2 separate regions of the Mus musculus genome follow, and region 1 is linked to region 2. Evidence: chromatin loops called from intact Hi-C (ENCODE). Cell type or tissue: heart. All regions are shown on one strand. Each heading gives the region's core, and the rest is flanking DNA. Links, peaks and the distances in the headings are about the cores only. Region 1 has its middle 96 kb from the start of Gm41945. Region 2 overlaps Nckap5 (NCK-associated protein 5).

The links. Hi-C counts contacts between places; a loop is a spot of excess contacts. Peaks named below come from ENCODE experiments on the same cell type or tissue, not always from the same donor. Only the 100,000 strongest peaks of a DNase experiment are listed, where the experiment ranks them.
Region 1: a loop joins it to region 2, with 4 times the contacts of the local background. A loop is called at or near these places in 6 of 42 quality-filtered maps.

The regions. Positions count from the first base shown.
Region 1 is chr1:126,920,773-126,936,591 of GRCm38, forward strand. No RefSeq gene overlaps it. Among named protein-coding and RNA genes, the nearest start is that of Gm41945, 96 kb to the right of the region's middle. In heart, for the core only: CTCF peaks have their summits at 9,107 (motif pointing right) and 11,158; DNase peaks (open chromatin) are centred at 4,939 and 11,169.
Region 2 is chr1:126,482,768-126,498,586 of GRCm38, forward strand. All of the region lies in intron 3 of Nckap5 (NCK-associated protein 5), which reads right to left. Among named protein-coding and RNA genes, the nearest start is that of Nckap5, 340 kb to the right of the region's middle. In heart, for the core only: a CTCF peak has its summit at 10,032; a DNase peak (open chromatin) is centred at 9,924; H3K4me3 peaks cover 1,010 bases; H3K27ac peaks cover 749 bases; H3K27me3 peaks cover 1,159 bases.

The DNA of each region.
Region 1 (15,819 bases), core at 4,587-12,586, 440 kb after region 2:
AAAAGATGTGACAGAAATGATGGAGATGTATTGTGTATCATACACATGGACATGTGATAGACATACAGATGATAGAAGTCAAGGTAGAGAGAAAAGAGAGACAGAAATAGAGATAGATGACAGACACAGAAACATAGGCAAGCATTATATAATTGTGTGTGTTTGCGCACTCGTGCATGTGCGCACACGTATACATAAATGATAGAGACACAGAAATATAAATAGTACAGGCTGAGACTATAGAGATAATGGGAGATAGTGATGATAGAGATATTGGGAGATGATAGAGACAGAAATATGATATAATATGACATTATATGACATGATATGATACAACAGAGAAGCAGATGATAGAATGTCAGCTGTTGCATGGCATTTTCCTCTGAGACAAAAACCTGCCATCTTGACAAGAATCTCCTTAAGACACAGGATATTCTAAAGGGGATGGTCACATTCCATCCTACAGGAAATCTTCTATGCTTTAGGAAGTCCCTAACTGACCACCCAATTTCCTAGACTCCTCCCTTCCCAAGCATATATAAGCTATAAGGGTAGCTGAAATCTTCTCAGACAAGCTGGGCTACCTGGAAGCGACTTGGATCAACTGAACTGAGCTACATGGAAAGGCCACTCTCCAACCTTTAATAAACTCCAAGTTTCCACCTTTCAGTAACTGTCTCCATACTGAGGTGACCTGTTGCTGACACGTTTTTATCCTTGAGTTATTTCTGCTCCTGCAGTAACTCCTCACTCAAACTCCTGCAAGGAATCTCAGTGGTACCCAGAGGGTCACTGATCTGGACTCTGGTGCTATCTTCATTTTGATCTACTATTGGTTCCCTGTCTGGTCTGACTGGATGTTTGTATCTCTTCAGGAACAGTGTCACACAGCAATGACCAAAACAGAGGTAAAAGCAGAGAATATCATGATATAAAAATGGTAGAGACAAAGATCAAGAAATGATAGCGATGAAAGGCAGAGATGATAGACTTGTAGACAGAGAGTAGAGATAGTGATGGTGAGAGACAAAAGAAAGGAGAGATTAATATTAGAGATAACGATAATGGGGACAGAGATATATGATAGACACAGATATTACAATACAGAGATATGAGTGATAGAGATGTGACAATGGAGGAGTTAGAGGGGGAGGGAGGGAGAGAGAGGGAGAGGGAGAGAAAGAGAGAGAGAGGAAGGAGCAGAGGTCATATCAACTGCTTACAGACATGGATGTTATTGTATCTTACTAAAGACAAACTAAAAATACCTATAATGAGATCTGGGGGTGTGGTGTTATTGAGAAATGATTATTGTTTTCTCATAAGGTATAAGAACCCATTCTGGTCATGTTTCTTGACAGTTCTTTCTTTTATAAAACCGTATATGAACGAAACGATACACTCTGTGCAATTTGGCATAATACAGTGCTGGCAGGGAGATCTGGGTGGCAGTGTAGAATTATCGTTAAACCTGTGGTTGCCGCATCATGATGGTATACACTTCTCTACATGTTTGAAACATTGCATAATTAAAAGCTAGTAATAAAATCAAAATAATAATAAAGCAAAAGGAGGACAGGGCAGGGACCTGGCAAGGACAAATGCCAGGCTTATCTGAACAGGCTGCTGGGAAGCTGGCCTTGGCAGAACTCCTGGCTGGGGAGACACTTGGGTCTTTCACTTCTTGGCTGTTTATTGGCTCCAGTTCTCCTTTGTTTGAATTCACTTGTCTCTTTTTGAAAAGCTACACACCTTTAGCATTCTGGTCCAGATTCATTCCGCATCGCAGCCTTTCCTGAGAGCTCTCCTCTCCAGGCATGGCAGATCTGTTTTTCCTCCTCTAATCTTTAGCCCAAGGGTCTTTGTAGAATACCTGCCTATTTTTCCCCTGTCTTACACAGTACTTGTCATACAATGGATACTGAGATTGCCAAATGAAGGGCATAGATAATTCTGATGTTAGAGTGCCCGGGCAAGCGAGTGCCACTTACAGCATGCAGTGTAGAATGAAAGCTGACAATTCTCAAGACCTTTGATATATTGAGTCTTAACATCTCAAAGAACTCCAATATTTGAATCTCAGAAAAGTTAGAACCAGCACTACATATATGGAAGCTTCCTTCACCAGGAATTAGAACCACTTAGAAGAACAGACCTGCGAGAGCGGAGGAATGTCCCATGAAAACAAGCTGGGGACAGACAATCGAGAACTAGGAAGGCAGATGTTGAAAGAGAGAAATGAGGAAGAATAAGGGCAGGGATGAAGAAGAGAAAATAGGAGAGAAAGGGGGGAGGACAGAAAGAATGAAGGGGAAGAGAGAGAGAAGAAAGATGAAAGGGAAGAAAAGGAAGAAACTACAGAGAGGAAGAATAAAGGAGGAGATAGGGAAGAGAGGAATAGAAGCAGGAAGGAAGAAAGGGAAGAGGAAGAGAGGGAAGGAAGGAGAAATGGGGAGATGAGGACGAAGAAACGGAGGAGGAGGAAGAGATGGAAGAGAACCAAATATATTTACAAAGGAGCATGATATAGAACAGTTTCAGATAGCTACTTAGGAAAATCAAATCCTAGAAATGGGCCAGAATGACCTGGAAAGGAGGCGCTCCACAGCTGACAAGAGCAGTTTCAGCAAGGGACGGGGGACGGGGGACGGGGGACGGGGGTGGGGGGTGGGGGGTGGGAGGTGGGGGCGCTGCGGCTTAGGCAGTGGTGGCGCATGCCTTTAATCCCAGCACTTGGGAGGCAGAGGCAGGAGGATTTCTGAGTTTGAGGTCAGCCTAGTCTACAGAGTGAGTTCCAGGACAGTGAAGGCTACACAGAGAAACCCTGTCTCGAACTCCCCTTCACCCAAAGGAACTTTTGCTGCCTTCCTTGGGGCTGTTGGAGGCAGAGCAGACATGCCTGCACCAGACACATTCCAGAAGAGGGCGCTGTAACAGACAACAGTGCTGGGATGTAGCATGAGACTGAGAGCTCGAAAGTCCAATTTCTGAATATCTGTTTTCTACTTTCTCTTATTTCTGATGGAGTTTGTAAAACATCATCAGTCCCTAGAGCTAAGAGCAAAACTATATAACAGCATGCAACATTTATGTTCTGATGTGATGTGTCAAGTTGTTCTGTGTTCTACTTACACACCAATCCACGGAGTCCTCCCAAGCTTGCCCCATAGTGCACTGGTATCGTGGTAAAGAAACCAAGGAAGGCCCTGGGAGATGAGAGAACTCATACAAAGTTAGCTCGTGAAAGGCAGACTCAACACTTGAACCCACTGTTTTGGCTTCATCATAGCCTGTGTTCTCTGCCACACCCCATGGCCTCTTAGGTGAAGTGAGGTAAGTTTTATTGCACCATTTTATAGAGGAGCAAATCAGCTCTGCAGACAAGGAGCTTGCCAACCAGGCAGAGTCAGAGCCAAACTTCAGGTCCACAGTTTCCCAAGCCAAGTCCAGGATGCTCCATTGCCTCTCGTTGCCCTTCTGGGCAAGGAACACAAAGACATTGTCTGTGAAAAGAGAGAATTCCAAAGAAGACTACCCCGAGTAAACCTTGAAAATAAGCACAGGGCCAAGGAGAGGCTCGGCCACCAAGCCTGATGCCCCTAGTTCAATCCCAGAGATCCGGTAGCGGAAGGAGAAACCTGATTCCTGCAAGTTGTCCTCTGATCCCATCCCCTGCAGCCACCACAAGCATAAATAAACATATACATGTAGATTGGACACAATTTCAACACATAGGCTATCACCAACAAGCAAGCGAAAACAGAAAAAGAAGAATGATTAAGACATATCTATTGAGGGCTCAGTCATGAGCTCGCTGTAGCTGTGCTGACCTCTGAAGGACTAGGCTGATGAACACTCCATCAGGCACAGTGGGGAGCGCGGGCTCTGTAATAGGCATCCCAACTCCTATTGGCTTCGTCCCCTCCCTGGAAGACTGTGGACAGTGAATGGTCGCTGGGAAGAGTCATTCTCTGCCAGGGTGCTATTGCCTGTGCTCCAGTAAATAACCCTCATCCATGCTATGCACACAGCCCTAACTAAACTTGGTGAGTCCCAAAAATAAATCATTAAAAAGACATCAAATTGGGTTATTGGGAAGGGAAGTTTCAGTGGGGGAGAAAGATGACGGGGTGTCTGGAAGGGGAAGGAAATGACCAAAACCCTTTATATACATACATGAAATTGTCAAAGGATAAAAAGAGACCGAGATTCATTATATTCACGTGTCAAGTGTCCAAATAAAAATTGGAAAATTATTTTTAAAAGAAAAAAAAAGTTCCAAGGTAAAACTAAAGAACTGAGTTCCAGCGTGAAGGAGATGTTACAGTGTGTGCTGATAGGATTCCAGACCAAATACAAGGAAAGACTCATGCAGGTAAGGGTGTGTGCTGCGGTTGTCACAATGATACCGTTTTTCTTTGAGGCAGGGAAAGGGGAATAAGGAGTTTGTAATACGAGCCTTGGAGCCTTGGGACCTAGCAGATTGGTTCCAACTATGACAGAGGAAGGCTCTGTTTGAATGGCTCCCCCCTGCTCTTGTGTAGGCTCTCTTGACATCACTACATCATGCTGGCTGGTCCTGTCAGACATCTGTCTGTAAACAGAGGCTGCCTTTCAGACCTGGTCAGATGAGAATGCTGTGATTCCTATCCATGTCTCTACAGAGCAAAATGAGATCATTGCGTCTGTCCCTGGGAGTGTCACCTCTGTGCTCTGAGGCAGCAATCTGACCTAAGATTCCAGAACCCAAGCCTTTATCTGCCAGTCTTCGCTGGAACTCCCCGGGAATTATGCTGACTTCAGTGTCTATTTTCCTTCTTCTCTATGAGACACTATGGGCGGTGATTCCCCTCCCTACTGGTTAGGAGGCCCTGTGGTCTCTCTGGGCCAACAACCATTCTTGGCTCAGAGACTCCTATTGGCTTTCAGACAATCCTGGCAGACACTGCCCAAGACTTGGCTCAGAGCCTGCCCTACTGTGTTTTGAGAGCAGTACCGGCAACAGGAGGATTCTGAGTGCAGTAGCTAAATGCCGCGGGTTAAGTCACCCGATTTAAGGGGTGAGAGAAACAGTAGAGCTGTTAACTGTACACATCTGTGCCCCACATATGGCTACTCTAAGATCTGGGGCATTCTGGAGTCCTGATGCCTTTCCCTGGGCTCCACGGGGTATTTGAAGCATCCTCAGAAAAGGCTGCCATGGCACAATGGTCCTGAAAGTAAGATGATTGGCTGCTGGCAGAGTTGTCACCATCTTCACCAGACACGGGCTCTGTAATAGGCACCCTGACATGGTGCTGACTTGAGCCTGACCCCTCCTGATAATCTTTCATGAACAGAGTATGAAAAATGTCATCATCCCTCTTTCGTGTGGCTGAGGTTGTACCTACAAATAAGGAATCCAGAAGGCAACTGTGGGCGCTGTTCCTTCCGCATCTTCCATTTAAACAATTAATGAGAGTTTCTCATTGACCTAAAACATGCTAATAGTCTCGCCTGGCTGACCAGTGAGCCCTGAGGATCCACCTGTCTCTCAGCCTTCCAGCAGAGGGACTATGAGAGCTCACTACCATGCCCAGTATTCTAAACATGGCTTCTGGGTGATTGATCTATATTTGCAAGGCAAGCACTTTAATGACTGAGCTTTCCCCCACCCCCATACAACCTTTCTAATACATGAAAGCGTAAGTAGGAGACGAGCCAGGGCTTACTCAAAGTCAACATGAGCACCTCTGAGCTGGGAGCTCACAGGAGCAGGGTTGGAACTCAGAGGGGATACTGGTTCCTTCACTCTCCTACTCTTCAGAGTAAAGGGTTGTTTCTAGAATGCAGGTAAGGATTCCTGAATAAGAAATTAACACACTTGTACCCCACCCCAGGACTGTCCACTCAGCTCTTAATTTTCTCAGAAGGCACTGACCTAAGTGCACCCTCTGACCTACCAACAAAATCCCAGGGAGGTACATAAAGATGAGTGCCGAAAACTGGGATTCAACGTAACTAACGGACCGAAAAATTAGGAAGTCTGATGGTTTAATTTGAAACGGAAGTTACAGTCACAACAAATAATTTTTAATTAAGTAAAATGTCAAGACCCAGTCATCCAAAGAAGATACCAAAAGTATCCTCCATCACAGATTTATTCTTTGGAGAAATCTGCCACTCGCACCTCAAAATTTAATTTCCTGGAGCCCGCGGTTGGCATTCATTTTATCATTTTAATAATCTTTAATATTGTGTCAAAGATTAAAATCTGCCATGTACATATAGACCCAGGGTCCTACAGAGAGCGGAGGTCACATGGAGTAAAGGAGGCTGGGATATTTGGAGAAAGGAAGGGGGGCTCTGGACTGAGAGAGCCAAGAACATGAAAGGGAGCAACCGGGATAGCGATGAGGCCAGGACCAGTTGTGTCAATAGCAAGTGAGTGGGGATGTTCTTAGGGGACAACTAGCAGGAGACAGGGAGACTTGCTCCCCAGGGAAAAGAAACTGGGGCCTATATCTCACAGGTCAAACATAAGCGCTGTGCAAGCTGAGTATTCCCTGGTGGGCCTTTGTTGTCTAATTTGTCTTTCTAATGCTCGCTGGAAAAACTATTGCCGACAGTGCAAGCTGACATTTTACAAATGTCAGAGCTTATAAACAAGGACAGGCTCCAGTCCTAGGACCTACCTAGGTTTCTCAATCCATGAAACTGAGAGGCACTGAACGACTGGAGGACCCCTGGAGAACTGCTGGTCTTCAGTCCAGGTTAGAGGCCAAAGGAGCCATCAGTGAAGGGTGGAGCAGCAGCAACCACAGCAGCGATTACAAAGGCTCTGAACTTGGAAGCGGGGCAGATGAATTTACAAACAAGATGCGAAGGTAGGCAGGCAAAGAGCAAACCTTTTCCCTGATATTGTATACTGGGTGCTGCCCAAAGGTGCTGCTCACATGCAGGAGTAGGTCTCTTCACATCAGTTAGCATGTGAGGGTGAGGAAATTCCCTCACAGGTATGCCTAGAAGTTCATGGGAAGTACAGACCTTGTTCAGTTAGGGATGAATATTAGCCAACGGAGCAGCCTTTGTCAGGTCACCTGACCGCTATGAGACTTCACGCATGCGTGTTTGAAACTCATCCTACATAGGAAGGATGAGGAAACCGGAGTTTCATAGGTATCAAGGCACACAGGGGACTCTTTACTGATTCTATTTTAGGCCCCAACATTACCCTGCTTTATTATTATTATTATTATTATTATTATTATTATTATTATTATTATGGTTTGTTGCATTTTGTGTGCATGTGTGTTCCTGCTTGTCTGCATGTGCACAATGGACACACATGCACCCTCAGAGTCCAGAAGAGGGTATTTGGGTCCTCTGCAAATGGAGTTAGAAATGATTGTGAGCTGCTCCAATGTGGGTTCTCAGAACTGAACCCTGATCCTCTGCAAAAGCAGCAAGGACCCTTAGCCACCGAGCCCTTTGCTCCAAACACCTACACCCTGCTTCTAGATTGCACGAATCTGTTAGTCTTTGGTAGCTGACCTCAGACTCTAGCACACACTTGATAACCCTTCCTTCTGTGGGGCAGGAGCCAAATCCCTCCCTGGCACTTCCTGCAAACGTGAGCACTTGACTCAGAGAAGGAAAACGGAAATCCACACAGACATGAGCAGCTGGCAACTGGCTTTTCTTTTTCCAAACCAGTGCCCTTGCCTTTAGAAACCCCGAAGAGCCTGCATGATTAAAAACTGGAATTAATTAGAATACTTAAAATCCAGCAGCAGTCACTTTCAAAGCAACAGCCGACGGTGCCTCCACCACCTCCAAGTATTCCCATGGGCACCTACAGCTTCAAGAGAGAGACCCCAAACAGCACCCAGGAGGCCGTTAAAACCCATCTGCAGCCCCGGGAACTGTAGCAAACATTAAGCAGAAATGGGCACAGTTGTTTGGCAATGAAAAACTGGAGGTCTTTAATAAGCACCCACATAAACCTTGTTTTAAATTTCACATTCATGCTTCTATCAACATTGGTTTGGTTAATTATCTCAATATCTAAAATGGGGAAAGGGTTTGGAAGGTGGCTCTGTGGGAACTGTTTGTGGCAGAAGCACATAGACCTGAGTTTGGATCCCTAGAACCTACTTAAAGCCAAGTGGAGTTGAGGATATCTGTAATCCCAGCATGACTGCATAGATATGAGAGGCAGAGAGGGAGAGGAGAGTCTCTAGAAGCCTTCAGGCCTAGACGGCCACTGACAGCAGTGGAGAAAGAGACCCTGTCTCAGACAAGTTAGAGGGTTCAGGTTGTCCTCTGACCTCCACATGCATGCCTTAGTTTATATGGACCCTGCCTACACAAACAGAATACACACGCACACACACACACACACACACACATGCACACACATACACATATGCACACATAAACATGTACACACACACACACATGCACGCACGGGGAAATAAATATATAGTAATAAGGTATTGGTATCCAGGGATCTTCAAATAGTTATTGCTCTACAGTAGAAGCAGATAGTCTCAAACAGCACCTGGTTCATAAATGCTTGATAAACTAGATTTGTAAAGTTATGATTGTAAATTCCATAAAAATGCATCTGATCCAGTACTGAAAGGTGGATTTCCCTGTGGCCGTGGGGAGACAACATTTAAATGGTGCTGTTGCTAATATCTGCCATAAAGAAGTGTGGTGATCAATATTAATTCTCAGCTTGAGACACTCCAGAGTAGCTGAAGATGCAAGCTCCATGCTGTCTGTGAAGGGATTATTTGATTCAATCAATCGAGATGAGAGGGCTCATGTTAAATATGGGTGGCACCATGCCATGAACTGAGGTCCTGGACCGAATTACAGAGAGAAGGAAAGCAGTGCAGGGGTGCTCATCTGCTGTATTTCCCGACTGGAAACAATGTGACCACCTGCCCTATGTTCCTGCTGCCATGCAGTCCTTCTGTAACAGACTGTACCCCTTAACACTGTGAGCCCCTGAACCTTCTAAAGCTGCCTTTGAACAAAGTGATGGCTACAGACAGGGTTCCTCTTCATGCACCTTTATGATCATACTGTCATTTCTATTCCAAAGACAGCCAGCAGAGGGCAGAGCTCTATGGTTTTGTAATTAGTTGAAAGGACCCTGTAATTCTCTGTTGGCTCCCATCTGATCTTCCGATTCCAGTGATGAGCATGTGTCAATATCTGGTCATCGATAGTGTGAAAACGCTAAATTGAAACCCTACAAAGGAGGATGTGGTGGAGAGAAAAGATGCTCTATCTTCTTTCTGAAGAAAAAAATTCCTATTTTAAAAGGTTTGTTTTGTTTTTATGTGCATGTGTATTCATATTCTCTCTCGCTCACTCTCTCTCTTGCTCTCTCTCTCTTCCCTTCTCTGTGTGCATAGGTACTCATGGAATTCAGAAGAGGGCATCAGATTGCCTCCAGCTGGGCTTACAGATATTTGTGAGCCACCTGACATGGATGCTGGGAACAGAACCCTAGTCCTTTGCAACAGTGGTACTCACTCTTAGCCAGCCCTAGAAAAATCTCTTTTCACAGTGAGTCCATGGATAACTAGCAACTCCTTTTAAGTTAGTGATCCTACATTCTAGGTACTCAGCTGCTACCATGAGAGGCTAGGCTGTCAGGTGAGACAAGAAAACTGTCCGCAAGATGAACAGTGCTCCCACTCCAGATGAACAGTGCTCCTACTCCAAAGCCATATCGACACCCCAAAGAAAAGATGGTTCTCTTCCACAGGTCAGATTCACGGCAGAATCTACCTACCTACAACATTGAGGAGGAAATACTATTGTCTCTGCTCTTCCCTTCATCGCCGCTGTGTGGAGGGACCACATCTCTCCCCACACCAAAGTTCCGCCAAATGTTATCTGCATAGGCATCACCAAAACCTGCCTTGGCTCTTTTTATGGAACTTGAAATCTTTTTAATTGAGACAACACCCAGCCGACCAGCCACGGGCTTGCTGCACTGGGCTTTAAGTTAGTTTGACGTTAGCCTCCTACGTGTTACCAAACGCCTGTGTGGGTGCTGCCTTCTGTCTCGTTTAACACTGCAAGATCTCAAGTGCAGGACATTCCAAACCCATCGGCCTTCTCGTTTCTCTGCTCCAAAGCGTCATTCATTCGGAGGCTCTCTTGCGTTTCATATTCATTCTTTTCTACTCCCCTCCCTCCTCAAATTTTCTCATTATAGTCTGACCCTTTAAGCACAGTGTTATCTGGTTATCATTGAAAATTGCAAAATCTATAGCATAAATATAAAAACAACGTGTATATCTTAACTGTGTATCTTATTTTTAAAACGTGTGCTAGCAGACATTAGTTGTATATCTCAATGTATTCAGTGTGTTCTTCTCCTAAAAGAACGTTCGTTCATTTAGTTATTGGAGGGGGGGCACACACATGCTTGGCTCTCAGATGGGGGTCAAACATAGCTTGGGAAAATCAGTTCTCTTTCCAGCACCTACGTAGGGTCTCGGGATTGGATTTAGATCCGTCAGTTCCTCTGGCTTGACAGCAAGCCCCCTTCCCCACTGAGCCATCTTCCCAGCCCCACGTCTATATGTAAAACCGTTTTAACAGATACGCTGCACTGTTTCACAGGCCACGGGTGCCCTTTCTGAGTTAAACCTCTGTATCCAAGAAGATAAAGCATCTGGACTTGTTCACTTCCTCTCAGCTATTTGGACATCCGCATAGTCCCGGAGATGTTACTCACCAGGTTTTTAAAATAAATAAAATAAATAAAATACTATTTCCATTTGCCCAGGTGGCAAGATTACATTTCAGGATTGAAAGACAGGAGAAAGGAGGAGGGGGGATTGCTGACACAACATCTGCACTCTCTCTCTCTCTCTCTCTCTTTTTTTTTTTTTTTTTTTTTTTTGGTGGAATTTCATCACATTTCTGCTTGCAGCCTAATCATCTTACTGGGAATTAAGAAAACACAGGAATGTTTAAATTGTGCCATGCACCCACAGCTCCTATAAGTCTCGAATTTAATCCTGGGAGGTAGCTTTTCACACCAAGAAATCCCAGGAAGAAACTTCCTTTCTGTGTGTTTTGTGAGCTATGCTCCAAAAACCCATGACCGCATGCCTAAAACTATGGATGCAGCGCCATCTAGCTGCAGCAGTGGGTGGAGCAGGAGCCCAGAATTAGTAGCTTCAACCCTGATCTGCAGCTCACCTAGACAAACAGAAGCAGCTCTGACAATTGCTCACACTGAAATGCCGCTGCTAAGGAGGGAGAGCCCAGAATTCAAGCTGAGCCTGAGATACAGAGCCAGACCTTACGTGACTAATGAAGAACGTGGCTCAGGAGATGGCACAGTTGGTGAAGTACCTGCTTTGCAAGCCTGAGAATCCAAATTCCATACCAGGAATGTCATACGAAAATATCAGGCATGATGGCATGTGCCTGTTATCCTAGAACTGGAGAAAAGGAAATAGGCATATCCAACCTAGCCTACTTGGTGAGCTCCAAGCCAAACAACAAGAGATCCTGTCTCATAACAGCAAGGTGAATGGTACTTGAGAAATAGCTCGGATTGACCTCTGACTTCCACATGCACATGCTTACATGTGCAACAGAAAGGGGGAGAGGGGGAGGGAGAGAGGGAGAGAGGGAGAGAGGGAGAGAGGGAGAGAGGGAGAGAGGGAGAGAGGGGAGAGGGAGAGAGGGAGAGAGGGAGAGAGGGGGAGAGGGGGAGAGAGGGGAGAGAGGGAGAGAGGGAGAGAGAGAGAGAGAGAGAGAGAGAGAGAGAGAGAGAGAGAGAGAGAGAGAGAGAGGAGAGAAGCCCACTTTGCAGAAACACTGTGAAGTCTGGCATCATCAGAAGAAGAGCCAGGACATAAAAGCACAGCCCCTTGCTAGCATCACTCCCCCCCACTAGCTGGCTGTGGCTTCTCATACTGTCCTGAGCTCAGAGTCCCTCAAGGAGATTCAGGATGATAACTGTCATGCATTCAGTAGACTGTCGGCTGCACTCACTGCCTAATAAAACAGTCATATGCTTGAGGATATGGGGGAGGGGCTTGGTACCACTGTGGAGAGCTGAAGTCTAGGGAGCCTTGGCATGGGTCTGATCTGTGCCCACGGCATGGGCACAATCCACTCTCTTTTTTTATTTGAGCTTTTGATCAAATGACCCAGTGGCAGCATCCCCGGGTGCTCTAAGCACAACGTTTAAGATAAAGTGCCCTCTGAGAACCTATTTAACACTTGGCTACTCTCTATTTCTTGAGACTACTCAGTTACATCTACGGTAATCAGCTCAAAGAGCAGCCATTAACATGCATACAGATGAAACTGATTTTCCCTGAAACACCCTTTTCAGTGCTTTCCAAGGAGGCCTGTCTAACAGCAGACCCACGTTCTGGAATGAGTTCCATCTGGTAACTGAACTGTCCTTTGTCTTGGCTTCCTGTCCTGACCTCTGCCTGGCTATGTCTCTAGCTGGCCACCTCCATCTCCTTCCTGTCATAGCTCCTTCTTCCCTGGTCTGAAGACTGGTTTCTGTAGTGTGGGCTGGGTATTCTCCTTACTGCCAGTTTGGTGTGGCTAGCAGGAGTGAGGAAGGAGAGCAAGGGCAGGGTGTCTGTCAGCCCCTGGCTTTTCCAAATAGCACCATACCCCTGAGAATGAAGACTCTGACCTCTCTGTCCTTGACGCTCTACTTCAGGGTTCCTAGCTCTTTCCCATGTGCCTATGTGTCCTTTACATGCCTATCATCCCTTGGTCATGCTCTCTCCTTGCATGACACTTTCTTTTGCTTAATTATTTTAAAAGCTCCTCTTTTAAAAGTGGATTCTATATGACCCTTCCCCTACAAAAAGCCACACTTCCCTCTGTGTGAGTTTTCTGCCCACACTCACATATTCTATTACAACCGGACTTGTCACCTCATCAGCCAGGGTCAAGTTCCAACACTTAGGCAACCCAACTCCTAGAGAATGGGATTGGCTAGCGAGCAATAACAGGGTTCAGCGATGACAGTGAAGGCAGTCTTGGTGTTCCTGGGAAGGACAGGAATTCAGTTTCCTGTGCAAATCATTTTAGACTCAGCCACAGGAAAGGAGTAAGAATAGGTACAGAGAGGTACAGAGAGCAGAGTGAGTGTGTGGTCTCAGTGCTACCTCAGGCTCAGAGCATTTCTCTCCGAGCAAGCCCTCCCAGAACCTGTCTGAGCAGATAATATGAGCTCCCACGAGACCGCTGCGTGTATACAAGGCATCTCTGAACTTGAGCCAAATGCAATGGATTTTTATAATTATTGACAAAAAATAATCCTTTGATGCCAATCAATTTTGTAATTTGTGCGCATTCATTTAACACCAAGTTATTGAACAGCCGTCATGTTTCATGCACATGGTAGGCACAGAAATCATTGTAGGCAAAATAGGTTTCTTACTCCCCTCAGAAATAGCTCATAGGTTTGCCAAACATGAAAGATTGTTGGCCAGATAAGAATAAAATGGATGAGGGAACATTACAGAAAAAAAAAAAAAAGGTGGAGAGAATGTAAGAGAAAGAACTGGGAGGAGTGTGTGAGCTGTTGCATTTTGGTGTGGCATGTGGCAAACTCATTAATGAACTCACAGCAGCTGTGGTTATGTGCACAAGACCTGTACCAGACTGAGGCAGTCAACATTCCATCATGGATCCAGGAAGGGACTCATGAGACCTCATCTCTAGCAAAGGATCTACTGGCTATGAGTAGTTGCTAAGGAGGAAGAGTCATTTCTTTTTCTTTGGTGCTGTGGTCACTGGTAAGTTGCCCATAATCTAGTACATAGCCTCCATTCCATATGCAAGCAGTCAACTCCATTTCATACATGTGAAAGCAACAAATTAAACTCAGCATGAAAAAAATAAGATATTGAAGTAGGGGGACTGGTTGGGAGAAGAAAAGGGTCAGATGGAGTTGGGGGGGGGAATGAGTCAGAATAATGAGAAATGAATACAACAAAGACACTATATACACCTATGAAAATCATCAAAAAATAAATTATAAAAGGAAACAATTCACGTGGGATCATAGCCAAAAAGATTGCTCAGAAGTTAAAGAGTTCCATCCACAGAATGCATACAGTGAAAACGGATCTGACTCCTGAAAGTCAGCCTCTGATTGCCACATGCATCTGGTAGCACATGGACACACGTACAGATAGTCAGCTATTGGATGGAACACAGGCCCCCAATGAAGAAGCTAGAGAAAGTATCCAAGGAGCTAAAGCGGTCTGGAACCCTATAGGAGGAAAAACAATATGATGTTAAAGAAGTAGAAGCTGTGGCCTTGTCAAAAAAAATCTATCTATCTATCTATCTATCTATCTCTTTCTCTGCCTGCAACTTTACAGCTGATCAGATGTAAGCTCTAAGCTATTGCTCCAGCAGCATGCCTGCTTGCCTGTCTGCCTCACACTCCCCACCATGATGATAACAATAGACTAACCCATTGAAACTGTAAGCAAACCCCCAATTAAGTGCTTTATTTTGTAAGTTGATCATGGTGTCTCCTCACAGTAATAGAACAGTAGCTGACACACCACCTCAGGACACAGTTGCCACACATGCTCCCTGATATGATCCACCAAAATACAGAACATCCTTTCTGCCACTGCCTCACAAAACAAAACAAAAAATATATAAAATCTAAGAAAATGTTAGGAATGTATTGAAGGACTGTCCATGAATCAAATTCCCTAGACTCCTCAAATTGTCATTCTTGTCAAAGTCAAGGACAAATGTTTGATAAATGTCTGTGTGAGGTGACCAAACACAGCAGGTGTGATTATACCTTGGATCTCAGTAAAAGAAAAGTAAATATATGCTCAAAGATAACAATTTGTTTTATTTTTTTAAATTATGCATATGTGTGTTTGTATAGGAGTATGTGTCTATACAGGTAAATGTATAGACAGGAGTATGTGTAAATGCAGGTATCCACAGAGGCAAGAGAAGAGTGTCCAACCCCCTGGAACTGGAGTTATAGGTGGTTGTGAGGTGTGGGCTGGGAACTAAACTCAGGTCTTCTGTAAGAGCAGTATGCGCTCTGAAGCTCTGGGTAGTCTTTGCGGTCCCACCCTCTCCCTTAGGGTGTTTAGAGGTAAAGAAAACGGGACCTAGAAATCTCCCCAAAGAAAAATGATCTCCTATACTCAGTGGGCTTCACATCCAGTTATTCTGTGATCAAAGATTATTTCTGTACTGACCACGAGCAGACTTTTTCTTGTAATTATCCCCTGAACATTACACAGCTGATTTATACAATATTTGCAGTATGATGTGTATTACAAGAATTTAAATGTGATTTCATGTACATCAGAGCACATTAGCTGGCTATATGCTAATGCTGTACCATTACACAGGGAGGATTTAAATATCTTCATGTTTTGATATCCCCAGAGGTCTTGGAACTAATACCCTATGGGTGCTCAGGATAGCTGTTCTGTGAATATGTAAGATTGCTTCTCCAGTTATGACCTTTCCAATCATCCATACTGTCTACCAACTCTAAATATTAATTCTAGGGGCTGGAGAAATGGATAAGTAGATATGATATATAGGCTTACATTTTTCAAAACCTACTTTAATAAGGGTCCTTAAATGCTTTAACCTCCCTTCTAGCCCACCAACCACCAGAGGTAGTGGAAAGAAAAGGTTACTAGGGCAAAGGAAGATGTAGACCTGTTTAGAAATAGTTCTTTGGGGTGATTCTAATCTTCATTGTCAGGATAGCAGCAGTTCAGTTGACACAAGTCAGCAGCGGTAAACCAATCTATCCCC
Region 2 (15,819 bases), core at 5,270-13,269:
TTCTTCTTTACTTCCAATCAGTTGGTCACCAGAGCCAGCCCTGACCCTCAGCATTTGCTATCTGTTCCTTCTTCATATCCAGCTCACAGTTTCTCTGGCCTGCAAGACACAGTCCTCCCCTCAATGCTAAGTCTGAGGTTGGCAGTGGTCCTTGAGTGCATGGTCTCCCTCCTCCCCCCTCTCTTTCTCCTTCCCTTTTCCCTCCATCATCTTACCTCACCTCCTTAGACGCTTATCTGCTCTTTTCCTCTCTGCTCTTTCCCTCTCCTCCCCTCCCTTTCCCCCCCTCCTTTTCCTCCCGCTCTTTCCCTCTTGCCGCTCACCCCTCTTCTTGCCACCCTCCCCTCCTGCTCTCTCTCATCTTGAACTCTCTACTCCACATCATAATCTGTTTCCCTTTTTCCTCTCTCCTTGTCTTTCTCCCTCTCCCCCTCTTTTTCTTTCCATCCTTCCTTCCCCTTTCTCTTTCTTCTCTCTCTCTCTCCCCTCTTCCCCACCCCCCCCCCATTTTTTCCTCTCCTTTCCTTCCTCCTCTCCTTGGAATGCATTTGTCACAAGACTGTCATTCAGCTTTCAAGGGCTCACCTCAACTAATCCACATTCACATATTATCCTCCACGTTCCTATATTATCCTCTATGATTTATTCTCATTCATTAAAATAATGTGTCAGAATGCTTCCTCCCTTCTCCTGCACCCCACATGCCTATATCCTAATCCCCTGCAACTATGAGTTTGCAATCTCACATACCAAGAAAGACTTGAAAAACATAATGAAGAATCTCAAGAGAGAGCTTCTTATGGGTTACCTGGGTTGGCTTGATGTCATCATCAGGGTCTTTAGAGGGGACTCAGATGAGTCCCAGCCACTGAAGCTGTTCAGACAGAGGCATAGGTCAGAGGGACATTATTGCTGGAAGAGCCACACAACAAGGCACTGGCGCAGTCTATTAACTGTAGGAAAATCTCCTGTGTCCCTGAAGCTCTCAGAAAGAATGTGGCCCTGCCCACAACTTTATGCTTGACCTTCTGATTTCTAGAAGTGAGATAATGCTGATGTGTTGCTCAGAGGCACAGAGTTTGTAACCAATTGCTAGGACCTGCACTGGAAGCCCGCATGTCCTCACAGAGAGCTCTGAACACTCCCCTCCCCCATGCAGCCTCCATCCCAGCCTTGCTTCCTCCATCTCTCTCCAGTCTACCCTAGCAAATCTTTAGGGAGGATTCACTCACTTACTCGCTCTACAGTCAGTTAACAATCAGGACCAGCTGGACACTGTCTCCATGGGCTCAGCCCTATAGGCGACATCTACTTTACACTTCCCTCCAAACATTTCGAAGGAGGGTAAGAAAGGTTGTGAGAGACAGCACTTGGGAAGGACTGGGAAACAGTGTCTTCTGCAAATGATAGCACATTGCACATGCAGACTCACATAGGCTGTTGTTGGCCTACACAAGAACTGTACAAGATTCCCCATACATGCTGGTGCAGTGGAACATGGAAGAGCTCATAAGACCCCACTCCTAGGTCAGTTGATAGTGACAGCTGAGGGCTACTGGGAAAGGGAAGGGAAGGGAAGCAATAATTCAGTTTTCTTCCAGATGTAGCTCCTGGTAGGTCAACCATATTCCAGTGGATGGCCCAAGACTCAGGTGCATACCACCCACATTAATTAGACTTAATAGACTTTAAAAAAAAAAAGGCAGTATGTTGGTAGAGAAGTACAGGGCATGGGTCTTGTTGAAAGGAGGGACTATATATAAATGTGTGTGTGTGTGTATAAAAAAATCAAAACTACATACATAATTCTCTGTGTGTTTACAATATATATTACACACACATGCAGAGAGAGAGAGAGAGAGAGAGAGAGAATATCTAACCATCTAAGCATTGAGCAGCACTTCAAGGGAGGGAATGAAAGCAGAGAAATATCTCATGAAAACACAAGAGGCAGTCACGCAGAGACAGCTGCCAGGGCCTGAGCATAGCAGGGCCTTGACCTAGGACAGAAGCAGCTGGCCAAAAGCCCAGAAGCAGGCAGGAACAGGCAAGGCAGGGTAGCCACATCACAGTGACCACTAGATGGGTCTCTGGATGGCTGAACCCTGTGCTTTACTTATCCCTGGCACCCACCATGCCAACAGCCTGGGCACAGACACCACTTCAGGCATGTGAGAAACTGTGCCAGGCACGCCTGCCGAAACATGAAGGGGCAGCTGAGGACGAGGCCACAGGCTCCTTGGGCACCAAGGACAGCTGGCTCTGCTGGGCACTTCGTCAGTGGAAAAGCACTGACTTGGAAACACATCGTCTCACATGGACTTTTAGAAGCCTGACGGCAAGCATCTGCTCCTAGCCCCCTCAAACAGGGGGACGGAAAACTGACACATGTATGTGGTCTCTAACACTGTTTTGTGTATTTGTGTGTACACGTGAGAGCAAGGACAAGTGTTTATATGTGGAAGTCAGAGGTCAACTTCAGGTGTGATACATACTGATATATACATACATACACACATACATACATACATGCATGCATGCATACATATACACATTAATACATACATATATTCATACATATATATACATACATATATATGTGTGTGTGTGCGCGTGTGTGTGTGTGTGTATACACACACACACACACATACATACATACATACATACATAAGGAAATAGGAAGAGTCGGAGGACAGAGCTATATGTGTGTGTATACAAGTGTGAGTGAGTGAGCACACACCTATATATGCATATTTAGACAGGGCGTCTCTGTCAGATAGCTTAATCAACTGCCCTCCACCATGTTTGTTTGTTTGTTTGTTTGTTTGTTTGTTTTCTGAGATGGTGTCTTTCAGTCAGTGAGCCTGAAGCTAAAGCACATTTTTTAGGCTAGAATGAATGGCCAGTCAGCAAGAGGCCTCTGCCTCTCTCCCCCACAGCCCCATGGTTACAGGAATGTGCTACTTTACCTGGGCACTGAGTATCTGAACTTATGTCGGCAGGTTTGCCCACCGAGCCATCTCCCCAGCTCTGAAAGCTGTGTGCTTAACTTACCCTTTTCAGAGGCCATTGCTTTTTCATACAATAAAGACCAGGCATGCTACACATGTGTATTTTGGTTGCATAAACAATAAACTGCACTTTCTGTGTTTGAATGGTTTTCTCATATCCAGATTAAAGGATCAGCAAGCCGCATGATGTCTAACCATAATCCAGTACAACGTTTTATTTAGGAAGAAGATATTTCATGGGCCCTGGGGTTGGAGAGTTGGCTCAGTGTGGGAAACTACTGGTGTGCAAGTACCATGGGACCTGAGTGTGAATCCCCACCCTGTATGTACAAAGCCAGGTGTGAGTACTTTCACTGCTGGGATCCCAGTGCTGTGCAGGGTAGAGACAGGAGGATTACTCCTAGGGTTTGCCAGCCAACAGCCTATCCCCAGATTCAGTAAGACGGTTGGAATGGGATGGAGCAGACCACCTGATGTCCTCCTCTGCTCTCAGACACACACACGGACATGTATGCCCACCGCTTTCATCTGTGCGAATGTGACCATGCCAGTGAGCAGCATAGGAAGGAGAGATGGTGCACTTCCATTTTCAGGGACCTCTTTCTGTCACCACCAAGCAGTCACCACAGCAAGGACACTGGCAAGCCACATGCCTGCCCCTCGCCCTCATTCCTACTGAAGCTGGGCCACCTCTGCAGCTCAGGAACTGTCAGACCACAGGGGTTTTGCAGGGAACATTTCTCCTGGGAGTCGTCTCCTTTGGCCTTTAGTGACATGTTTCTTCTGCCCTGCCACCAATTTAGGCGAAAAATGAAACACATTTTCCTACCCCTCTGTGGATGTGAGTTCACTCACCTCATTTTCCAGCACAGGTTTCCAAGGGCAGAGCAAACAATCTCAGAAGCTGCCTCTCTCTGCCAGCTCCAAACAGGCAAAGAATTCTAGTAACCTAGTGTCCAATGTCTATAGATAGAAATCCGTGTCTTACCTGTTGCCTGTGGAAGTCAGTGTCTAGAACCTTCTGCTGAAACAGCCATTTACCAAAGCATGCCTCCACCTCATCTCATATTATCATTGAGTGGGTAGAGGAATCAGGTTGGGTCTCCTTAAGATGATCCCCACTGCATGGGGGCGTGTGTGACTCACAAACTAGGCTAGATGCCTTCATAACTATTAACAGCTCTCTTATCAAGCAACAGGTCCAGAGTTTCTGAGCCAAGACGCCAAACATGCCGAAGCTGTCTCTCTCTGAACTGAGTGTCACACTTCCCACTAGGTACCCAGGCAATCCATCTCCAACTTTCCCAGTTTATTGATAACAACACAAAGTATACCGAGAAAGCTCAACACTTCTCACAATGTGATCTGGGTTGGATTGGGGCCAATAGCATATTTGCTAAGAAATAGATGGAAGGTGGAGACTGAACACATCTCTAGGCTGGGAGGTTACTCTGGGTTTGATTATCTGTAGCACAAGAGTGAGGACCTGAATTCAGAGCCCCAGGAGCCACAGAGTACAGTAAGTCTTTGACATGTGTTCTTCTTCCTCCTCTTCTTCCTCTTTTTCCTTCATCTCTTGTTCTTTTCCCACTTTCACGTGTGTATGCATGCTTTCATTTGTGTGGGCATATGAAATGGAATATATATGTAGCTGGAGATTCAGGCTTGATGTCAGAAATCAGCATCAATCACTCTTCCACTGTATTTACTGAGGCAGGATCTCTCAATCAAACCCAGAGTTCTCTGATGCAACTATGCTTTCTATCCAGGTCGCTCTAAGGACCCCTGATCTTCACCTTCCTTCCAAGGCTGTCACACCCCCTGGCATCTTTTACATGGAATCTGGGAATCTGAACTCCTTGTATGGCAAGCACACCAACCACTGAGGCATCTTCCAAGCTCCCGAACTGAAGCCTTTTGCTGATGTAATGACTCTGTCCCCTCTCCTTACGTGCAAGTGACCCTGGAGTGAATGTCTCCTTCTTCTTCCCTAGGAGGTACACCCTCCATTACTTACCTCCCATCATCTCTCTGGACTGATTTCTGTTTCTCTCTAATCAGCCCCACACTCAGGACTTGGTATAATTGATTATGTCCTTTTCCCTCCTAAACTGTAAGCTTTCAGAGTACATTTGTATCTGGCAATAGTTTATCTATGGATACACGTTCATCTGAGTGATATGTACAAGTGTGTCTACAGACACATGCATGCAAGTAGAGGTCAATAGCCAGCATTGGGCAGTGTTCTTTAGTTGACTTCCACTGTATTGATTTTATTTTTGCTATTTTAAAACTTTTATTTTAATTCCATACATGCATACAGTCTATCTTGACCATCTGCATTCTCCTTATCCCCACTTCAACTCCTACTGGATCCCTTCTTCTCACGTACTGCTCCAGGCATGAATATTAGGAGTACGGCCAACAGCTTTCTGCTTAGATATAATATTCAGGGCCATTGTTGTGATCTAAGGAAGAATAGCCCCCATAAGCTCGTATATTTGATGACTTAGTGTTTGGGGGTGGGGAGAATAGCATTATTTGAGAAGGATTAGGAGGCATGACTTTGTTAAGAGAAAGTATGTCACTGGAGGTCGGCTTTGAACTATTCCCAGTCTCATTCTCTCTGCTTACAAATCAGAATGTAGCTCTCAGGAACTTCTCAGGCACACTCCTGCCTGCCACCATGCTCCCCACCTTGATGGTAATGGTGTCAGACTTTGAAACTGTAAGCAAGCCTCCAATAAATAATGTATCTTATAAGAGTTGCCTTGGTCATGGTGTTCCTTCACAGCAATAGAACAGTGACTAAGGCAGTCACTCCACAGAAGAAAACCCTTGCCTGGTACTCTCTAAATCTGGCCAAGAACCCACAGCTCAGAGCTCACCTGTCCTAGAAGAGAAGCTATTACTATTACTTTTGTAAAGTAGAACATAGTATCACACTATCTTCTACATACTTACCTCTGTCCACCAATTAGAGAGCTCTCTGTCCCTACCAAAGACGCTCCTACTTTACTCTAATTCACTTCCCAGTCCCCAAGTCACACAGCACCCAACTGCCTCTAAGCCCAGCTGCAGGAGAGCTGATGCTCACTTCTGGCTTCTAGAGGTGCACACACACACACACACACACACACACACACACACACAATGCCTTCCTTATAATGGTGATCTCCGTGGGGTGCTGGAGGAGGTTCATCAACAGTTATTACATGAAAAGGGTTATCTGATCTAGTACTAAGAGATGTAGAGACAGCAACTATAAAAGTCATTAAAAGGCAGTATCAGTTGATTTTCTTACGTGTTAGGAACTAGCTTAAGTTCTTAGATCATATAACTTCTTTTTTCTCTCTTATTTTTCTCTTGAACACTTATAAAATAGCATGAGCGTTTTCCTGTTTTACAGAGGAGGTCTTGCTCACATTACGTTAATGGTGAGTGGTGGACGCAGTGTAGCTTGGTTAGTAGTGTGTTTGCCGCACACGCATGAAGCCCTGGGTTCCATTCTCAGCACCAGACATGGTGTTGCCATCTGCAATACTAGCACTGGAGAGATGGGGAAGGGGACCCAAAGCCCAACATCATCCTCCACTACAAAGCCAGGTCAGGGCCAGCCTATGCTACTGGAGACACTGCTGCAAAAATAAAAAACCAACAACCCAAATCAGTCTCAGTGTATCTAACACTCCACACACCAGACAACCCTCAGCAAGAACCTAAGACACCCGAAACTGCTCTGAATAAAACTTTACAGAATAATATACAAGATGAGCTCGAGATCCAAAATACCAACTGAAATTTGTGACTTTTTAGCTGGCATTCTCGGAATTATTTTTGGAGAAAAGATGCAAGAGATGTTCACAGAACATTATAGAAGGGCTGGGCTCTCTAGTCAAGGAGCCGGAGTTAAAAAGACAAACTATAGTGTGGCTTTCTGTCCACCCTCCCTGTATCATCATAAACACAAGACGCCATGGAAGACATGCCCTGGTTTCAGAGTGAATGGCCAACTTGACAGAACCCTTGTTTGTCTTCATCAGGGCTCAGGGAGGCCCACACTCCTGCTGTGTCCAAGTAGAGGAAATTACCTCATGCCTGCAGTAAAGAGACACCAGAAGCCTAAGGATATCCCAGAATGCTTTGTAGCTGAAGAGCACTACAACACTGCCCACTGGCTTTGCCAATTTTGAGAGTATTCCTGCAACCCCAGCTAACACTTTCATCTAAATTTGAATCCTAGGTCAAGGAGAGTCCAGAGCCCCCAGGAAGTCCTATCCAGCAAGAACTAGAACTTCCTGGGCCACGAGAGCACAGGACGGAGTTTCCTCTCAGATACACACGTGGTTCCTGCCCTTTTGCTTCTTTGCTCAAGTTGGAGTCAGTCTGAAGTGAGCTTGGGAGCTGTTTTTCCTGTGTTTATTCTAGGCATTAAAGCCACATCAGCTGCCCATTCAATTTCCATTGCTCCCTTTCTCTTTGGTTAAGCAGGATCGGCAGGCATTACTGGGCCTTTCTGAGGAATCCTTACTATTTAAAATTCCTGCTGCTGGGATTAAAGAGATAATGCCCGAGGAAGCCCTTTGTAAACTGTAAAGTCCTAATCAAATGGATGGTGCCACTATGATACTCACCATCAGAGCGGTACACAGCTTTACAGGGAACTTTCAAGTCGTTTGGAACCCCTCTCTGCTTCCTGCCCACCCAAAGGGCCCACACCGATGCCAAGGTTTGGGAATCCCCTCCAGGAAGTTTTGTTTAATACAAGTACATGAATGATTCAAAAATAGCACACGGGTTTCCAAAGCAATGCTCATGCAGGAGAAATAAAATAAAATAAAATAAAATAAAATAAATAAAAGCTGAGTCTGATGGTTTAGATAATGAATATTCTGCCAAACATAGTGGGGAGTTAGAAAGAAGTGAAGAACAAAACATTCTTGTAAAGATAGTTTCGGTGGCAAGAATGAAACCCTCCTTTGCACACACTTTGGGGAGGAGGAGGAGGACAGTCTGGTCAGGGATTTATATAGGTCCAGAAAACCTGTTTTGGCTCTGCCAGCCTGGAGAAGCAGGCTGCCACCCGGAGGGGAGCTGGGGTTTGGCTTTAGAATGAAAGTCACAAACTGTCGCATTAAAAGTAGAGGTTGTTTCCTTTCTTTTCTAAGGATATTCCCTGGGAGAAAGGAATATCAAACTCAGAGTCTTAAGAGGAAGGACTTGCAGAGTGGGAAAGAGAATGGACAAAAGGGGGGGTCGGCAGATGACCAAAGCCCTGCTGTGGAGGAGGACCTGAGTCTGAAACCTCAAAGCATCCTGTAACCCTGGTGACAGTGAACGGGAGGCTGAGACCAGCAGGCTGAGCATACACAGCAAGATGCTCATGCACACCTGTCACCCTGCACAGAGACACCAAGAAGCAGCTAAGAAGAGGTTGTGCCTAGAAAAATCACTTCTAGAAGATGACTGTGTAAACACTTCCAAGAACAGTGCTGGAAACTACTACAAGGGGAATCTCTTTTAGAAATAGGTTTAGGAGGGAGGAGAATAAAAATCAAAGTAGCTAGCAACAGGCCACGGATGGGGTCCTTGCTCATTTGAGCCAAATGGGCAAAAGCCACAAGGATGAAAAGATGTCAGGTGGTTGCCTGTGTTCAAGGAGCATATCCTAACAGGCCCTTTTCTCGGAGGACTGGGGTGGGGACGGGCGATGGGGGGGTCTGCCTCCCAGGCAGTGTGCAGCTCAGCTTCACTCCAAAATAATATCATATTTCTGCCCATCAATCAGAATTAAGAAGCTTAGGAGGCATAGACAGTTGCTGGTAGCAACAGGGCACATACTCCAATTCAGCTGGGGCGGAGCCTGCACTGGGGTGGGGGCACGTGAAGGAGTGAGAAAAAGGCCCCAAGTCTGACATACCAGGTCTGGGACCTGGGGGCTTATGAACAAGAGGACAGGAAACAGTTCCATCTGAAGTCCCTCACAGGATTCTGGGGCCAGGTTTTTTGGGGTGGTCCAGGATGCTGACCTTAAAGTCCTGTTCTATACTAGGACACAGACTTTCAAGGAGAGGAAACCATCAATGCATTATCTTAGGAGGAAGGAGGGCCGAATCCAGAAAGATAATCGACTGAAGGAGCACAGTGATGCCCAGTGCCAGAATCAGTGGGCTCCCCACAAGCTTCAAATGTTTTACTATCTGATCACTATAATGGAGAATAAGCAACACTGAAGTGTGAGACCATGGATGTTTTGGGAGACCATGCTACTTAAGAGCCACATCCTCCTCTTCCCTTACCATTAAAAAAAAAAAAAAAAAAAGTCATCTATAGGAAGCGAGCCTGTGTGCACAAGAACATTGAGCACGTGTGTGTGTGTTTCCATGAGCGCTTCCAGCACAAAGCGAGGTCCCACAGGTGGAAAGGGGTGTGCGTGATGCTTGGCTTGAGCAGCTTCGGAATATAGTGAATGCTAAATCCCTGTATTTTCTGCCTCGATTGTCCTGGCGCTGAGTTTCTGAGCAAAAAGGATTCAACCCAGTGCCACCTCCCAGACATTCTACCACACCCCTGTGGCTTTGGGATTCTATAAGGAATTCAAGGAGGGCAACAGTGTCATCAGCGACAGGGGGCAGAGGTGGACCAAAAAGAATGAAACGCTTAAAAGCAACCAGATCAGCAGGCACAAGAGGGTTACCCAGGGGATGAAAAATAGGAAATAGCTCTGGGGACAAGCCTGGGAGGGTGCAGGGAGCTGGCGTCCTCTTACCTGGCCTGCGGGAGAGCATTTTGCAGAGGGCCCAGGTCGTAGTGGGGGCTGCCCGCCTTGGAGGGCAGACCCTGCAATGCCGTCACTTGGGGGGCAGCAAGGAGCTGGCCTCGGAGCCCACAGTTGACAAACTTGCCATGTCAAGCCTGTCGGCGCGCGCGCGTGCTCCGCAGCCCGGGCACCTAGGCTTTTGTTGTGTCGCACGCCTCCTGTCCCCAGCTCGCGCCTGCCTCCCGGTGTCCCAGTGCAATCTGGGCCACAGGACCTTTCTCCCCCGCTCCGCCTGGGGACAGCAGTGCCACTTCCCTGGGAATCTCGAGCTAAAAAGATGCCCCCAAGCCGGTGGTAAGGCAGGCGCGGCAGCAGCAGCAGGCGCGCACTCCTATGGGTCCGCTCTGGCCCTTGGGTTCCCACCCCCACCCTCTCCCTCCCTGCCCCGCCCCCCACTCAGAAGCTGCTCAGAATCCACCCTGTCAAATCCAGCCCATCTGCTACTATCACAATCAGTTTCAACCCAATGGTTCCGCCAATCTCTGCCTGGAGTTGGAGTTGGGGACCCTCCTTGGGAGGGGTAAAGAAGGGATGCAGTGGAGAGGGGAGATGGAGACTCTGAATACCCAGAGAGGAGGCTTGAAGCTTTGACTGTCTGCCCCAAAGCAAGGAATGGAAAGGAAAAGTGGATTCCAGGAGAAACCTTGCTTTCACTTCCCAGTTTCCAGTAAAAGAAAGAAAGAAAGAAAGAAAGAAAGAAAGAAAGAAAGAAAGAAAGAAAGAAAGAAAGAAAGAAAGAAAGAAAGAAAGAAAGAAAGAAAGAAAGAAAGGAAGGAAGGAAGGAAGGAAGGAAGGAAGAGGAAGGAAGGAAGGAAGGAAGGAAGGAAGGAAGGAAGGAAGGAAGAAAGAAAGAAGAGAGAGGGAGGGAGAGAGAGTGATCCAACAGGCCCCTAGCTCCCTCCATGCCCCTACCCCTAACCCTGCCTGAGTGGAACAAATTTTGCTAATGAGCTAAACAAACAGGTTCCTTAACCTTATGATGGAGCTGACCCAGAGGCTGCCATAGCTATCCAAAGATTTGTTAACAGGCAAGGAAGAGCTGAAACTGCAGGGGGAAGGGGGAGGGGATACGGGGTTTTCGGAGAGGAAACCAGGAAATGTAAATAAAGAAAATATCTAATAAAAATTAAAAAAAAAAAAAAAAAAGAGCTGGAACTGACAGCCCCGTGTGTGTCTGGAGTCAGAAGTTGTCCCCAAGTCCATTTGGAAACAATGAGTGCACCCGAGGAAGGGCTGGGTGAAACTGGCAAAGACACCCACCTTTTGCCTTCTGCTGGCATTTCTGGAACGAAAGAGAAATCCACTTGTGGCAAGAAAATGTTGGACTCAGTTGAGACTCATTTTTTTTTCTTAAAAGAATTCTCATAAATTCCCATTTTCTCATGAAAACGATCCTTTCCAGGAAATGTTGTTTTATTAGCAAATAACGACTTCTAAGATGAGGATTTCACAAACCTAATAGTTTCTTCTTTGGGAGAAATGAGGTATTCTTTCCAATAATGTCCTTTGATTTATTTCTATAGAATACGTTAGCATAAGTGCATAAATTCGTGCTGGATGATAGACATGTGGATTACCTCAAGAGTTATTTTTTTCTTTTAAGTCTAATAAAAAAATAATAGTATTCCCAGAGACAAATGAAAAAGCCGTGAAGCATGAAAGAATATAAACAGAGGGATTATACCTCATTTTGTATATTTATTTCAAATTCTGGGAAACATTCAATTACCTGGAATGACCACATTTGTTGAAGAAGTAACTTGATAGAGAAGTCACCAGCAGAAAAGTTGAAAAGAAAGAAAAAATTAAGCCATTTATTCATAAAGGTAAAAAACGGCTAAGAAAAAGTAAATATACCTAAATTTGAAAATTAAATCGTGTTTTAAATTATAGTCTAGGTCATTCTCTTGCTTAATACTGTACTGGGAAAATGCATACAAGCTCCACTACTCATCTACTCATCTGGCCAGAGGCTGTGTCTTCTGCGCAGTTTATTAGAGCCCCATGGTGCTTATCACAGTGCCAGGTAACTCTGTGAATATCAAAGGCTCCAAGTCGTGATTCTCAAGTTAGTATCCAAAATGGCAAACATAGTTTCAAAGCAAGGTGGGTTTCCACTTACAGTAGATACTGTAAGTGATGGGCAAGACTGGTGCCCTATTAAGAAAGTTTTCCTAATATTAGCTACTTTTGAATCTTTGTGCATGTGTTTGTGTGTATATGATATACATGTGCATATATGTGTGAGAGTGCATCTGCTGTGGAGTGTGTATAGGTCAGAGGACAAACTCAGGTATCAATTCTTGCCTTCCATCTGGTCTGAGACAGGGTCTTTGTTATTCATTAATATGCACACCAGGCTAGCTGGCCTTCGTGTTTTCAGGGGCTCTCCTATATCTGTCTCCTATCTGATGGGACTTCAGACATGTACCTGGATTACAGCTGTGCACACATATGCATGCACACACTGATCTTGTGTAGCTTTCATTCTGAAGAGTAGGGTGTTCACAAGGACAGAATAGAGGAACTTAGTTTCTGCCAGAAGGTAAAGGATAACTGCAGAATAAGAAAAGTAGGGTGAGCTGACGCAGCTTGCAGAGAGCGGGCAGCAGAGGATGAACTAATGCTGAGCTGTGGTTAATGAGGGAGTTTCCACCTGTGTTGATGGCTTATTGGGAACAGCTTAGAAACATCATCACCCTGCGCCCTCAGTGAAATTACCGATCCAAATCGATACATGCGAAAGCCACTAAATAAAACACTGATGAGTGTGCACTGTTCAAAAAGCACCTCCACCATCAGCACCTCGCTGCATTTGTAAATTGCAAGGAAAATAATTACACCAGACAAGGGAGGAGTGGGGCATGAGAAGTACAGAGCAAATACTTTTCTAATGATTGGGGGAAAGCCCATGTTTTAGCACCAGCAAGATGGGTCAGTGGGTAAAGGCGCTTGCTACCAAAACTGAAGGCCTGCACTTAATGTCTGAGACGTATGATAGAAGGAGGGAACTGACCCCTGAAAGCTGAACTCTGACTCTACAGATGTGCCTCGCCATGTATGTATATACATATAGGAAGGGAAGGGAAGAGAGAGGTGGACGAGGGAGGGGAGGCCAGGAAAAATGAAACATGTCATTTATCTAAGCAGGGCTCTTGTACTCATTTTTTTTCTTACAGAGAAGAAAGCACATGGAGAAGCAGATGAAAGACAGTAGACAGGAAGCAGAGGCACGAACAGGGCTAAGAACAGCCCAGCACGTGTCCACTCAATGTGTGCAGGTAACAAACACAGATGCAGCTCAGAAGATGGAAGGATGTGGTATAACCAAGTGCAAGCAGAGAGAGTGGGTCCTTCCTGAAAACTAAACATCTAAGAAGTGTGTCTGGGGGAAAGTTAGCAAAATTTAAATAAGTCTAAGGTCATATGACATGAGGAAGTATTTTATTTTATTAGGAAATAAAAAAATATTATGATCATCAATTAAATGGCCCTTATCTTCCAAGGATACGTTAGACTATTTATTTAGGGCAAATGTGTAATGGTGTCTACTACTCATTTTGGAAAAACTTATGTAAAACAAAAAAGTTTTCTTTTGAAATTTTTGATAGCAACCCATGTGTACCACACACCCCAACTGAATCATGCAATAATCTGCAAAAAATTTATAAGTACATGTTAGATGATTGCTGATTTTAAATTGTGGGAGAACTGGGTTCTGTTACTATGGTCTTCGAATTTTTCTGTACATTTGAGAATGTTCTCAATAAAAAATACACCAATAAAAAAAGAATCAATAACTACTTATAAGGGAATGAATGTTTTAAACATGATGTCTTTAAATACTACTTTTTGGGTGGAACTACAGTCGGACTGGAGAAAATTTAATAATTTCAATGTATATTCTAGAAATGAAACAGAAAATTAATGCTTAAAGCTCATGGAAGATTTCTAAAAGGTACACTTTAAGACAGGAAAAAAAGAGAACTCAGTCTAATAAGGGAGAACATACAGCACTGATTCCGGATCGATCAAACACATCTCGTTAAATAAATTTTACTAAGTGAAATCAATATGCAAGGAATAAAAGAAGACAACAAAATTGAGGCCGTAACGGGGTTTGAAAAATATCAAGACTACTTCACAATGAACAACCTCCTGACAATAAATGTAAAAACAGGCAGTGAGCATCACTCTAAAATGAAAATGTGATTTGAGCCATATGACCACGGAATCTTAAAGAATTAAAGATTCGAATGCTGCGTTGAAAGCACTGCTCCTGGCAAAGCATATCCCACATGTCCAGTACCTAAGGTGGCCAGAAGAGGGCGTAGATGCCCTGGAACTGGACTCGGAGACAGTTGTGAGCCACCGTGTGGATGCTGAGAATCAAACCTGTATCCTCAGCAAGGGCAGTCAGTGCTAGTACCCACAGGAATCATCTCCCACCCGTACACTTAACTCTCCCACTAATCAAGTATAAATAACCATTGAACTCTATATTTAAGAGAGACAATTATAAACTGATATTCATGTGACTATAAGATCAGAACAGGGTAACTGGCTTTCAACAACACTGTAGTCCATTTAGGAGTTTAAGTTTTGTTCCTGTGAATGAATTCATTGGGATAAAAGGCCATATTAATAAGCCAAATGAAAAAATGAATGATTCTCTGCATAGGTATATGAAATGTTGAAGAATATTTAACATTCAAATAAAAATACAAGAGGAAGGAAGTTAGCATATTGTTCTTTAATGTGGTACACACACACTAATACCTCACTGAAACAAGGAAACTCTTGACACATTCGACTCAATCATAGATAAGTCCAGTGCTCTCTTAAACTCCACAACCATGTAATATTTGATTAGAACCAGTCAGTGGGTTGTACTAGACAAAAGCATAAGAATGGAAGAACTATGAAAACTCTTCTCAGAGGAGGTAGTAGCATGCCTAGGAAAATGACAGAAATCAATAAAATTAATGCAATGAAATTCAGAGTCTTGAATTTAAACTCTGGAAGTCGTCAAGCACCCTTACTAGTGCCAATGGAAATGGTCTTGAGGTTTGCAGTTAACAAACATTTGCGTTATCAACAAAGAACAAGAGATATCTAGGGAAAACTGTAATTAGAAATGCAGAAGAGCTGAAAGACAAACTTCACATCCCTGCTTGTCAAATGGAGCTGTGTGCTGCTGCCATGCAGAGTGACCCAACACTTGTGATGTGCCTTCCAAGTCACTATGGAAAATCAACCCAGTTACAACAGAAGCAATAGAGAGGCAGGGCCAGTGGGAAAGGACACTCGCTGCCAAGTCTGGTACACACCTGGAACACTGGCACTGGGAGGTAGGGAGGGAAGAACCCTGAAGCCCTCTCGCCAACCTTACTGAAATGGTGAATGCCAGTTCAGTGAGAGACTGAAAATATTAAGGTGGAAAGAAATAGAAGACACCAATGTCAACCTTTGGCTCCACACACTCATGTGCAGGTGCATGCACCCCTTCATATACACACACTTATTACAAAATAGAGGGAAAGAGGGAGAGGGAGAGAGGGAGGGAGGGAGGAGAGAGGAAGAGAGGAAGAGAGGGAGGGAGGGAGGGAGGGAGGGAGGGAGGGAGGGAGGGAGGGAGGGAAGGAGGGAGAGAGGGAGGGAGGGAAAGAGGGAGGGAGAAAGAGAGAGGGAGGGAGGGAAAGAGGGAGGGAGAAAGAGAGAGGGAGGGAGGGGGGAAGTGAAAGAAGAAGAAGGAGGAGGAAGAGGAGGAGGAGGGGAGGAGGGGGAAGAAGAAGAAGAAGAAGAAGAAGAAGAAGAAGAAGAAGAAGAAGAAGAAGAAGAAGAAGAAGAAGAAGCATCTTCATTGATAATCTATTGAGAAGGGATTTGTTTGGGAGACTGGAAAGATGACTCAGTAGGGCTAAGCATTTGCTGCTCTTCCAGAGGACCTGAGTTCAGTTCCCAGCACTTGTATTAGATGGCTCATAA